Regions from separate parts of the Homo sapiens genome. Here regions 1 and 2 are each linked to region 3. Evidence: read pairs that join two places in POLR2A ChIA-PET (ENCODE). Cell type or tissue: PC-9. All regions are shown on one strand.

The links. ChIA-PET counts read pairs that join two places held together with the same protein. Peaks named below come from ENCODE experiments on the same cell type or tissue, not always from the same donor. Only the 100,000 strongest peaks of a DNase experiment are listed, where the experiment ranks them.
Region 1: POLR2A ChIA-PET joins it to region 3 with 6 read pairs; 1 of 35 experiments calls an interaction of 5 or more read pairs at or near these places.
Region 2: POLR2A ChIA-PET joins it to region 3 with 5 read pairs; 4 of 35 experiments call an interaction of 5 or more read pairs at or near these places.

Annotation. Positions count from the first base shown.
Region 1 is chr15:75,173,315-75,177,314 of GRCh38, reverse strand. No RefSeq gene overlaps it. Among named protein-coding and RNA genes, the nearest start is that of C15orf39, 27 kb to the left of the region's middle. In PC-9, no CTCF peak of the experiment used is centred here; a DNase peak (open chromatin) is centred at 1,524; H3K27ac peaks cover 1,923 bases.
Region 2 is chr15:75,593,133-75,597,132 of GRCh38, reverse strand. No RefSeq gene overlaps it. Among named protein-coding and RNA genes, the nearest start is that of PTPN9, 16 kb to the right of the region's middle. In PC-9, no CTCF peak of the experiment used is centred here; no DNase peak of the experiment used is centred here.
Region 3 is chr15:75,670,834-75,674,833 of GRCh38, reverse strand. CSPG4 (chondroitin sulfate proteoglycan 4) reads left to right here. Exons shown (of 10, transcript NM_001897.5): 10 at 1-512. Among named protein-coding and RNA genes, the nearest start is that of SNX33, 25 kb to the right of the region's middle. RefSeq lists an enhancer at 1-516. In PC-9, no CTCF peak of the experiment used is centred here; DNase peaks (open chromatin) are centred at 1,583 and 2,043; H3K4me3 peaks cover 785 bases; H3K27ac peaks cover 2,644 bases.

The sequences.
Region 1 (4,000 bases), 500 kb after region 3:
AGACCACCATCTCTACCAAAAATTAAAAATGTGGCACATGCCTGTGGTCCCAGCTACCTGAGAGGCTGACATGGGAGGATTGCTTGGGCCCTGGAGGTCAAGGCTGTAATGAGCCATGATCGTGCCACTGCACTCCTGTCTGGGTGACAGAGTGAGACCTTGTCTCAAAAAAAAGAAGAAAGGGGAGGTTAACCTGGGAAGAGAACAGCCCGGGAGCTGCAGGAAGTAAGGGTGCAAAAGATCTCACCAAAGAAGAGGGTCTGGGGGTCAGTCAGGGAGGAGGCCAGCCAGGGTCAAGAGAAGTTCCTGGGGAGGGGGTGTGGTGGGCAGATGCAGGATTGGAGACTACTGGTATTGGGGGCAGCATTTCCAGTCCAGCCTTCCACTGCAGACTCTAGCATTTCCCAGCCCTCTGGCTTTGGGTATGTTATCTTCCCTCTGTGGGCCTCAGTTTCCTCATTTATAAGATGGAGATCAGCTCCCCACGCTGCCCATGGCTGAGAAGGTGCTTTGTGACTGGCTTTACATACTTGAGGGTGTGAGGGACTCATATACCAATGTGACGGATAGGCTGGAGTCAGGGGAGACCTCTCCATGGGGCTTCTCCCTGCCATGTATTCCCTGCCCTTACAGAGAGAGGCCTCATACACTTGTTCCCTCCAACTCTGCCGGCATGTTGGGGAGGCCCCTAGGCTTAGTAAATATTTGTGTCTCTGCTCTAGTTGGTGGCTGCTGGAACATTCTGTCCTGCTTCTCATTCATCTAGGCTTCTGCCTCAGGCTGTGAAGTTACTGCAAGAGATCAAGAGCCCAGGGTGGGAACTTCTAGGTCCTTCGCCAGCCCCCCTCCTGCCTACTCCTGAGCCCCAGTTTATTCCTGGAGTTCAGAACCCTGTGCGAGGCCCTGTGCACTTTGGGAGGCTAAGGCAGGTGGATCACCTGAGGTCAGGAGTTCGAGACCAGCCTGGCCAACGTGGTGAAACCCCATCTCTACTAAAAATACAAAAATTAGCCAGGCGTGGTGGCATGTGCCTATAGTCATAGTCCCAGCTACTTGGGAGGGCAAGGCAGGAGAATTGCTTGAACCTGGGAGGTGGAGGTTGCCAGTGAGCCGAGATTGTGCCATTGCACTCCAGCCTGGGCAACAGAGTGAGACTCCGTTTCAAAAAAAAAAAAAAAGAAAGAAAGAAAAAAAAAGAAAAAAAAAGAAAGAAAGGAAAGGAAGAGAGAGAGAGAGACATGTGACTCTAAAGAACCTCTCTGGGCATGGTGGCTCATGCCTGTAATCCCAGCACTTTGGGAGCCCAAGATAGGAGGATTGCTTAAGCCCAGGAGTTTGAGAACAACCTGGGCAACATAGTGAGACCCTATCTCTAGTTTTAAAAAGAACACCTCTCCTTTTGCTGTGAGAAGAGCTAGGACATTGGGTCCGAATGTTAGCTCAGTAGCTGGCCTGATGTGTGGTTTTGGTTGAGTCCCACTACTTTTCTGAGCTTATTTCCTCATTCCTGAAAAGGTGGTGAAATGGTTTGGACCAGTGCCTGGCACTTACTAAGCTGTTTTCTTCCTTAGCCTTCCTTCCATGCCTCTGCACTGTCTTCCTAGAAGTTTGGGCCTGCCCTATTTAACCAATTAAATTAACAAGGATAAGAAGTTTCCGACTTTTATTGGGTACTCTATACAGTGCTATGCTGGTAAATGTTAAAAACCAGCTCTACATACATTTTTTTAAAGTTCTAGGCCAGGCGCAGTGGCTCATGCCTATAATCCCAGCATTCTGGGAGGCCGAGGCAGGTGGATCACCTGAGGTCAGGAGTTCAAGACTAGTCTGATCAATATGGTGAAACCCCATCTCTACTAAAAATACAAAAATTAGCTGGGTGTTCAAGGTGGCACGCACCTGTAGTCCTAGCTACTCAAAAGGCTGAGACAGGAGAATCACTTGAATCTGAGAGGCAGAGGTTGCAGTGAGCTGAGATCACACCACCGCACTCCAGCCTGGGCAATAGAGTGAGACTACATCTAAAATAAAATAAAATAAAATAAAAGTTCTGTTTTGCAGTGTTTGCCCTATTTCCGTGCTGTTAATACTCACCATGGCCATTTCTTTTTTTCTTTTTTTCTGAGACAAGTTTCGCTCTTGTTGCCTAGGCCGGAGTGCAATGGCAAGATCTTGGCTTACTCCAACCTCAACCTCCTGGGTTCAAGCTATTCTCCTGCCTCAGCCTGCTGAGTAGCTGGGACTACAAGCGTCCACCACCACACCCAGCTAATTTTCGTATTTTAGTAGAGACGGGTTCGCCACATTGGCCAGGCTGGTCTCGAACTCCTGACATCAGATGATCCACCAGCCTCAGCCTCCCAAAGTGCTGGAATTATAGACGTGAGCTACCGCGCCCGGCCCACCGTGGCCATTTCAAAGCTACCAACATGACATCACAGAAAGTGAACTGTGACCTAGTGAGAGCTGGCAGGCCACAACACAGCACTGCCTGTGGGATTTGCTATATAATTTGCAAGGCCCAATACAAAATGAAATTGCAGGTTCCCTGTTCAAAATGCATGGGGGAATGTCTTCCCTTTTTTCCATGATGCCTCTCACAACCTGTCATGGTGTTGCGTTTTTTGGTAATTTACACTTAATGTTCTTACTCCCTCCAGCTCGGGACACGCACAGGGCAAGAGCGGACCTTCACAGATCGGGGAGGTGGCACATGTGGAACCTAGTAACTACCAGGCTCCCCGTTCCAGCAGCCACCAGACAGACTTATTGGGAAGTAGAGGCAGGCATCTTCCCTTCCTAAAGGCCCACAGTCCCAACTATGTCCCAACCTCGTAGCCAGGAGGCACTAGGGACTGGGATAGGAGTGGAGAGAGGCTCACCCTCCCTAAGCCACCCACTGAACATGGCATATTGCTGCCAGCCTGGGACAGGACGGCCACCACCTGTCCGCTCTGACACTGTGGGGTGCATGTACTTGGCCCTGGCGCACCCACCCCCACCCAGGCCCTCAAGGGAGCAAAGGGTGGCAGTGTTGCAGGGCAGGGGTGACAAGGGGGCTGGGTGGCACTGGGGCACCAGAGGTTGAGGGAGTGGATAGCCAAGAACTCATTCCAGGGAAGCATGGAGGTGGCAGGAGGCATGACCATGCTTCAGGCCAAGATTCCAAGCCCTCAGCACGTGCTACATGACCCCATTGGACTTCACTTACAAAAGACAAATTTGGCTGGGCATGATGGCTTACACTTGTAATCCCAGCACTCTGGGAGGCCGAGACAGGTGGATCACCTGAGGTCAGGAGTTCAAGACCAGCCTGGCCAAGATGGTGAAACCCCGTTTCTACTGAAAATACAAAAATTAGCCGGGCATGGTGGCACGTGCCTGTAATCCCAGCTCCAGCTACTCAGAGGCTGAGGCAGGATAATCATTTGAACCCAGGAGGCAGAGGTTGCAGTGAGCCAAGATTGCGCCACTGCACTCCAGCCTGGGTGACAGAGCAAGACTCTGTCTCAAAAAAAAAAAAAAAAAAAAGACAAATTCAAAGTTAAATTACGAAGAATTTCAAAGTACTGCTTGGTCCTAGTGCATTCAACCAAGCTTGGTTGGGCCCTTCCAAGTGCAGGGCTCTGTCTGTGGGCTGCACTGAAGGGGGCCTTACTATATGTGTTATCCAAGTGAGATAAGAATGGGTGGGCAGGTTGGCTGGGCATGGTGGCACATGCTTGTAATCCCAGCACTTTGGGAGGCCGAGGCGGGTGAATCAGCTGAGGTCAGGAGATCGAGACCAGCCTGATTAACATGGTGAAACCCTGTCTCTACTAAAAATACAAAAATTAGCCAGGCGTGATGGCATGCACCTATAATTCCAGCTACTCAGGAGGCTAAGGCAGGAGAATTGCTTGAACCCGGGAGGCGGAGGTTGCAGTGAGCCGAGATTGCACCACGGCACTCCAGCCTGGGTGACAGAGTGAGACTCCATCTCAAAAAAAAAAAAAAAAAG
Region 2 (4,000 bases), 78 kb after region 3:
CCTGCTGGCTGCAGATTCAAGCATTTGCCTACATCAATAAGCTCTTTCCTGAATTTAGGTCAATTCTGTAATAGGAACATTGTGTTCCTCTTGCCAAGGAGCATGTTTTAAGTGCCTAAACATTTAGTCTCTGTTTGATAATTTTCTGAGTGCTCTAGTCTGTGCTATCAGCAGCCAACCATATCAGTTCAGAAGCTATGCATGCTAGTGTCAATAGTGACTTGGCCATACTCTGTTCAGAAATAATCAGGTCTGGAAGGACTACTTCCCCAAAGGGCGCACACAGGCACTACAGGCACACACACTCTGGGGACAGCTGCATGAATCAAAGGATATATCAGCCAAAATTATCAACAATCACAACTTGATTTTTTTTTTTTTATTTTGGGATAGAGTCTTGCTGTGTTGCCCAGGCTGGAGTGCAGTGGCACAGTCTCGGCTCACTGCAACCTCCGCCTCCCCAGTTCAGACGATTCTCCTGCCTCACCCTCCTGAGTAGCTGGGATTACAGGGGTGAGCCACTGCGCCCAGAGACTATAACAGCTTTCAATGAGGTCTGTGAGTCCTTGTGGCGAATTATATAACCAGAGGGTAGTCTTAGGGTTCCCCAAACTTGCAACTGGTATCCAAAGTAACGGTAGTCTGTGGACTATTCCCTGAGTTTGGGAAATATATATGTAAATACATAAGTGTGATAAAATATTATAATCACTGTGAGAGCTGGCTGTATGGATGGGGAGGGCACAAAGAATGGCTACTCTACCTGCAGAGGAAAATGTTCAAACAGGTGTCTTTTGAATGGAGTCCTTCAAAGACGAATAGGTATATCCACCAGGTGAATGAAGTCAGAGTGAGCGGGGATGGTGTAGGGGAAAAGTATGAAACAGATGCATTTATACACAGAACTGTAAAACAGCATCACTGAAAAGTAGGCAGCAAAGGAGGCAAGGTAATTTATGAGGCTGGAGAGATATACTAAGGTCAGGTCATGAATGAACTTGCATGGCAGGATGAGAAGCTTCACATGTATCTTGCAGTCAATGGTACATCCTTGAAGTAACATGATCAAACCTATATTTTTAGAAAGGATCACTCTGCTATGGCAGGGATGGATTCAAAGGGGAAAAGACTAGTGGCAGGGAAACTAGGTAGGAGGATCTGGCAGTACCCTATGAGAGAGATGATGAAGGCCTGAATTAAGGTTGTAGAGGAAATGAAGAGAGAGGTGGGAATTAAAGGACATGGTGACTCACTAGCTGTGAAATATAAGAAATGGAATCATCATTGTGATGATTCCTAGATTCCTAATATGGGTGACTGAGTGCCACTAACAAGGACAAGGATCCCAGGAAAAGCACAGTTGAGGGGGATTGAGGAGGAAAGGTATTGAGTTCAGTTTGGGACATGCTGAGTATTAAGGTGACTGGAGATGAATGGCAAGTAGATAGATACAGGTCTGGAGGTATCAGCACATAGATGGCAGCTGAAGTCAGGTAAGAAAAAGCTGGGGAAATGTCCCTCAGATTTGGAAAACAGGAGACCAGTAGTCCTTTGAGAGGACTTGAAGTGGCAGGAACAGAAGTCAGGTTTCAGTAGGTTTAGACATTAATGAGAAATGACCAAGTGGAGAAATAGCAAATGTGGATAAATCACTGCCAAACACAAGTGGATTAGGGTGACACAAACTCTTCCAGTGCAGCCACTGGAACTCAGCATGACTTTTCTCAGACTGTAGGCCGGGCGCGGTGGCTCACGCCTGTAATCCCAGCACTTTGGGAGACCAAGGCGGGAGGAGCACAAGGTCAGGAGATCAAGAGCATCTTGGTTAACATGGTGAAACCCCGTCTCTACTAAAAATACAAAAAATTAGCTGAGTGTGGTGGCACACGCCTGTAGTCCCAGCTACTCAGGAGGCTAAGGCAGGAGAATCGCTTGAACCCAGGAGACAGAGGTTGCAGTGAGCCGAGATCACGCCATTGCACTCCAGCCTGGGCGACAGAGTGAGACTCAGTCTAAAAAAAATAAAAATAAAAAATAAAAAAAAAAAAAGATTGTAAATACATAGGTGTGGTAAAATCACTGTGAGAGCTGGCAGTTTTTGTAACAACAAAAAAAGACAGAGAGAGTGAGAGAAATACGACCAGGGGACACACTGCTATTCAGTGATCAATAGATAATACTGGCTTCTTAGTTAAAAATGTAAGGGGCACTCTGAGATAGGTCCTTCAAGCTACCATTAAAAAATATCAAGTTGTGCTTGTTGATTATTTTGGCTGATATATCCTTTGATTCAATAAGACTGCTTATTCTGGATCTACTGGTTGAAAACCCTGGTCTTTTCTAGGTGCATGGGTTCCAGCAGTACTTGAGATAAAATAGGTGATCTCAAATAGTGGTTCTTTGCTAACTCATGCCAAGCTGGCCCTCCTGCCAAGGCAAGCAAGGTAGGCCATGGCAATAGTATCAGTTAGGGACCGTGTGATGGCTCACGTCTGTAATCCCACACTCTAGGAAGCCAAGATGGGTGGATCACTTGAGCCCAGGAGTTCAAGACCAGCCCGGGCTACATGGCGAAACCCCGTCTCTACAAAAAATACAAAAATAGCCAGGCGTGCTGGCTGTAGTCCCAGCTACTTGGGAGCTGAGGTGGGAGGAGAATGTGATTGGCCCATCTTGAGTTATGAGCCTGACACTTGACTAAGGGAGGGCAATTATCCCAGACTATAGCATCACTCAAATATATTGCATGGGAAGATGACTCTACAATAAAAAGAAACTGGGTGCTGGGCGCAGTGGCTCACGCCTGTAGTCCCAGCACTTTGGGAGCCCAAGGCAGGTGGATCACCTGAGGTCGGGAGTTCGAGACCAGCCTGACCAACATGGAGAGACCAGCCTGACCGTCTGTACTAAAAATACAAAATTAGTGGGGCGTGGTGGTGCATGCCTATAATCCCAGCTACTTGGGAGGCTAAGGCAGGAGAATCACTTGAACCCAGGAGGCAGAGGTTGTGGTGAGCCGAGACTGCGCCATTGCACTCCATGCCTGGGAAATAAGAGTGAAACTCCGTCTCAAAAAAAGAAAAGAAAAGAAAAGAAACAAACAAAAAAAAGAAACTGGGTGCTGTTTAGAGGGCTGGCTAGAAAACAAATATGCAGTCATAGCAACCTATAACACAACCATCTTTTTTTTTTTTTCCTTTTTTGAGACAGGGGCTCACCCTGTTGCTCAGGCTGGAGTACAGTAGTGCAATAATAGCTTACTGCAGCCTTGACCTCCCAGTGATCCTCCTGCTTCAGCCTCTCAAGTAGCTGGGATTACAGGCATGAGCCACCACGCCTGGCTAATTTTCGTATTTTTTTTTTAGAGACAAGGTTTCGCCGTGTTGCCCAGGCTGGTCTCAAACTCCTGAGCTCAAGTGATCTGCCCACCTTAGCCTCTCAAAGTGCTGGGATTACAGGCATGAGCCACCATGCCCAGCCAACACAACCATCTTTAAAACAGGTGGCAAGAGGTAGTTTGATAATCTCTAAAGAAATATGACCAGGTGGAGGCCAGGCGCGGTGGCTTATGCCTGTAATCCCAGCACTCTGGGAGGCCGAGGCGGGCGGATCACGAGGTCAGGAGATCGAGACCATCCTGGCTAACACGGTGAAAACCCATCTCTACTAAAAATACAAAAAATTGGCCAGGCGTGGTAGCGGGCGCCTGTAGTCCCAGCTACTCGGGAGGTTGAGGCAGGAGAATGGCGTGAACCTGGGAGGCAGAGCTTGCGGTGAGCTGAGATCAGGCCACTGCACTCCAGCCTGGGCGACATAGCAAGACTCCGTCTCAAAAAGAAAAAAAAAAAATGTAAGGGGCACTCTGAAATAGGTCCTTCAAGCTAGCATTCAAAAATATCAAGATGTGGGCTGGGCGCAGTGGCTCATGCCTGTAATCCCAGTGCTTTGGGAGGACGAGGCGGGTGGATCATGAGGTCAGGAGTTCGAGACCAGCTGGCCA
Region 3 (4,000 bases):
CTGCAGCCAGTTCATTCCCAGGGCCCCATCTTGATGGGCCAAGGGCTAAACATGCATGTGTCAGTGGCTTTGGAGCAGGTTAGGCTGGGGCTCATCGAGGGTCTCAGGCCGAGGCCACTGCGGTGCCAGTGCCCCCCTGAGGACTAGGGCAGGCAGCTGGGGGCACTTGGTTCCATGGAGCCTGGATAAACAGTGCTTTGGAGGCTCTGGACAGCTGTGTGGTGTTTGTGTCTTAACTATGCACTGGGCCCTTGTCTGCGTCGGCTTGCATACAGAGGGCCCCTGGGGTCGGCCCTCCGGCCTGGCCTCAGCCAGTGGGATGGACAGGGCCAGGCAGGCCTCTGAACTTCCACCTCCTGGGGCCTCCCAGACCTCCTGTGCCCCCACCTGTGTGGGCAGGTGGGCCAGTCTTCGGGTGATGGGACCAAACCCCTTCAGTTCAGTAGAGAAAGGCTAGGTCCTCTACAAAGAGCTGCAAGACAAAAATTAAAATAAATGCTCCCCACCCTAGATTTATTAGCCTGAGTTTCGACCTCCATACCCCTGTCCTTCCCCAGCCACCTCTCAAGGGGTTGCAGCAGCAAAGTGAAGGGAGTGGGGGGACTTGGGGATCCCAAGGCTGGGACATGGTACCAAGGGGGAGGGGGAGGAGAACCACCACAGGTGCCTCCTAGAAACTTTTACAAGGAAGGCTTCTGCTGGTGTCCACCCTCCCAACAGGAGGACCAAGTGTGCTGCTTCTCAAAGCCAGAGGAAGCAGCAAGGATTCAGAAAAGCCAGGCATCCCCGCACGTGGCCTGAGAGGCCAGCATTGGGTTACAGAGGGGTTCTGAGGCCGCGGCATCTCCAGAAGGCCCTCTCTGAGTTACTGAGTCACCACCCTCTAGACCTCTCTTGAGGGTGTCGCAGGGTTGGGGGCAATGGAGACAGATTCTGGGTCCCAGGGGATATGCCTGGCCCTGACAGTAGACTGAAGAGAGGAAGAGAAATGTGAGAGGCCTCTGAGTGCAGCCAGGGTCAGTGGGTGGGAAGCCCTGGCCAGCCTCTGGCAGCTGACCTGCATCTGGGGACCAGAGTCACCTCTTCCCTGCATCCCAACATCTGAAACATTTGAACCAGGAATGAGCAAGAGAAGTCTCCTCCCCACCCTGCCCCTGGACCGCCCCTCCTATGACGCCTCTCGCATCTCAGTGTCCAGCCTCCTAGGTCCTCCTCCACTCTGAGAGGCTTCGGGCAGGAGGCCAGGTACATCCTGCTGTTAGGGCCCCCAGAGGACCCAGGGGAGACTAAGAGTCAGGGAGGGGAAGAGGGCTGTCACACAGCAAGGCGCTTCTTGCCACACTGAAAAGCAGGACTCCCCAGGGAGGGTGACCAGGGCCCCAGAGATCCCTCTGCACCCTGAGCTCACCGTGCACAGGGCTCCGCGTGAGCCTGCTCCGTTCCTTCTACAAGCCTGGTCTCTCTGGCGCCCCAGGCCAGCCTGAGGCAGGGGCCTGGCCAAGGGTGTCTCTACACCACATCCCCTCCCAGGAGCTCAGGCTGGAGCCTCAGGGCCCTGATATCTGGAGCAAGTCTCTACCCAGGGTGACCAGTTTCCCTGGAAGTGTAAGCTGAGAAGAGGGTGAGAGACCCAGCAGGCAGGATCTGGCCTGGTCTCCGATTTCCCCCAGAGGACTGAGGACACACTCTGTTCACATAGCCTGGCCCGGCCTGCCCTGCCCCCAGGGAGCTGGCACCAGCTGACACCGTTCCAGCTCCTCTGAGCCCATGCAGGACAGTGGGCTGGCACCCAGGGCACTGTGCCAGCAGCTCTGCTAGGACCTGGGAGAGGGTCTTTCATGGGCACACCAGAGCTGAGAACCCAACCTAAACGTGGGACCTTGGTTTATGTAAATCCCTTTCCCCAGGGCTTAAGGGGCTTGTCTCCACTTTACAAAGTAACTCACCATCCCCCTCCTTTAAGGAGCCAGTTCCTCCCAGGCGCTGGAGATAACAGCCAACCCATGTGCAAGTGTTCAGGAATGTCTGGGAGCTCCTGACCCTCTCCACACAAACAAACATACACAAATCCATAATGTGCCTTTGTGCACGCCATTGTGTATATGAACACAGGCTCATGCATGACCTTCAGACACACAACACAGAGATAAATACCTACCTACCTAAGACACAAACGCATACGCGGGGGCACACACAAATTTCAGAAGTATATGCTCCTTACCTGGGGCCCCCTGCAGTCCCAGCTAGCCTAGTCGGGCAAAGGAGTCAGGATTTTCTGCCCATTAAGGCACTCAAGCTGACATCAGCAGAATTGCAAAGTGAGCCCACTGGTGGGGGAAGGGGACAGGGTAGGAGTTGCCAGAGGGGCCCAGATCCCCAGGACCCCAGCTTAGAAACCCTGCCCACCACCCTAAGTGGCTTAGTCTCTCAGGTGCTAGAGAAGGGGCTCCCTCTGAGCCCTTCCCTGCATCCTAGAAGCCAGTCCTTTAAGCAGATTGCTCTGGCAGCCAGGGAGCCCACTGAGCTTGCACACTCATCCCCCAATAGGAAGCCAGAGAAGTGCTTCTGCCACCCCACACCGACCTCCCCTGACCAATGAGAACTGCCAGGGCTGCTGGCATCTTCCTCCAGGCCCTGAAGATTCCAGATCTCAAAGAGGTGGAGGTTCTTCCTGGGCAGAACTCCAGACCTCTCTGGTTGGATCTCCCATTCCTGGCCGTAAGATGTCGGGAAGCCCTGGTAAATAGTTGGGACCAAGGTAGAGAACCAGACCCGCTGGGCTCCTCTACACAGCTCCACTCCGACCCTAGGGCCTCTCATAGGTAACGCCATCCCTGTGGAGTTACCGCTAAGATTGGTCAGGCAATAGCCAGAGCATTTTGTGCCAAAAATGCAGTGGAAGATGTAGATAGGAATCCAATCAGCCCTTCCTGAAGAGCCGCAGGCATACCATTGAATAACTACCTAACCCTGACATGTGCCTTCACCCAGCGGTGTGAGCAGGCCAGTGAGGGGAAGCGCAGAGTGGGAGGGCTCACTGCCTCTGTCTGCTTCCTCCTCTCCTTAGAGAAGGCTGGTCCTTTCCATGGAAGGCCCAGCCACATGGCAGCTAAAGCTGGGCATGTTCAGCTACATCCTGGTTACATTTCTATTCTCAGTGTAATGGATTACAGTATTTAACTGATGGCTACTAGCCTCACAAAGGGCATCAGCTCCTTGGAGGGCCCTCTGTGGCCACCAAGATAATTGGTGGGTTGTGTTGTGTTCCTTCATGTTCCAGATGTCCTGTGAGCCCCTAGAGACAGAAGCAACCCTGGATTAAATCGCCCAGTTGCCAAGAAGGACTTTTTTACCCAAACACAGCCTCAGCAGGGGACTAGGATAGTTCCCCTGCCTGCCAACCTGAGATCCGTGCTCTGTTAGTCCAGAGCCTGGAGCTAATCCCAAGGCTTCCTTCTGATGCCTCGTGAGATTGCAAAGGACCCAAGAGACACAGTCTCTGGGTCTTGCAGACTCAAATGCAATGAGTTGCCTAAGTCTTTGCTGCTCAAAGTGGAGTCCATGAACTGGCAGCACCGGCATTACCTGGGAGCTTGTTGGAAATGAAGACTCTCAGGCCCTACCCCAGAGTAGCTGAATCAGACTGTGTTTTAACAAGGTCCCTGGTGATTAGAAGACACATGACACAGTGTAAGTCCTGACTGAAGTCTTCCCCTCACCCTTTAATTAGGGGACACTAAAATGGGAGAGGCAGGGCCCAGACCAAGATCATACAGTGAGCTGGTGGCTGAGCTGGAAGAGGGGTCAGACCTCGAGCCCTGTCCCAGGGTTTTCTATTCCACTTCAGCTCTCACTCTTGCAAAGACCCCCACATCCGCTGCAGGTTTGGAGGGATGGGTTCTGACATGGGTTCCTTCCCCAGGGGACTCCAGTGAGGACAAGAGAGGGAAGCAGAGGAGGGTAAGACCAGCAGCCAGATCTGATCCAATGGGGAGGCTCT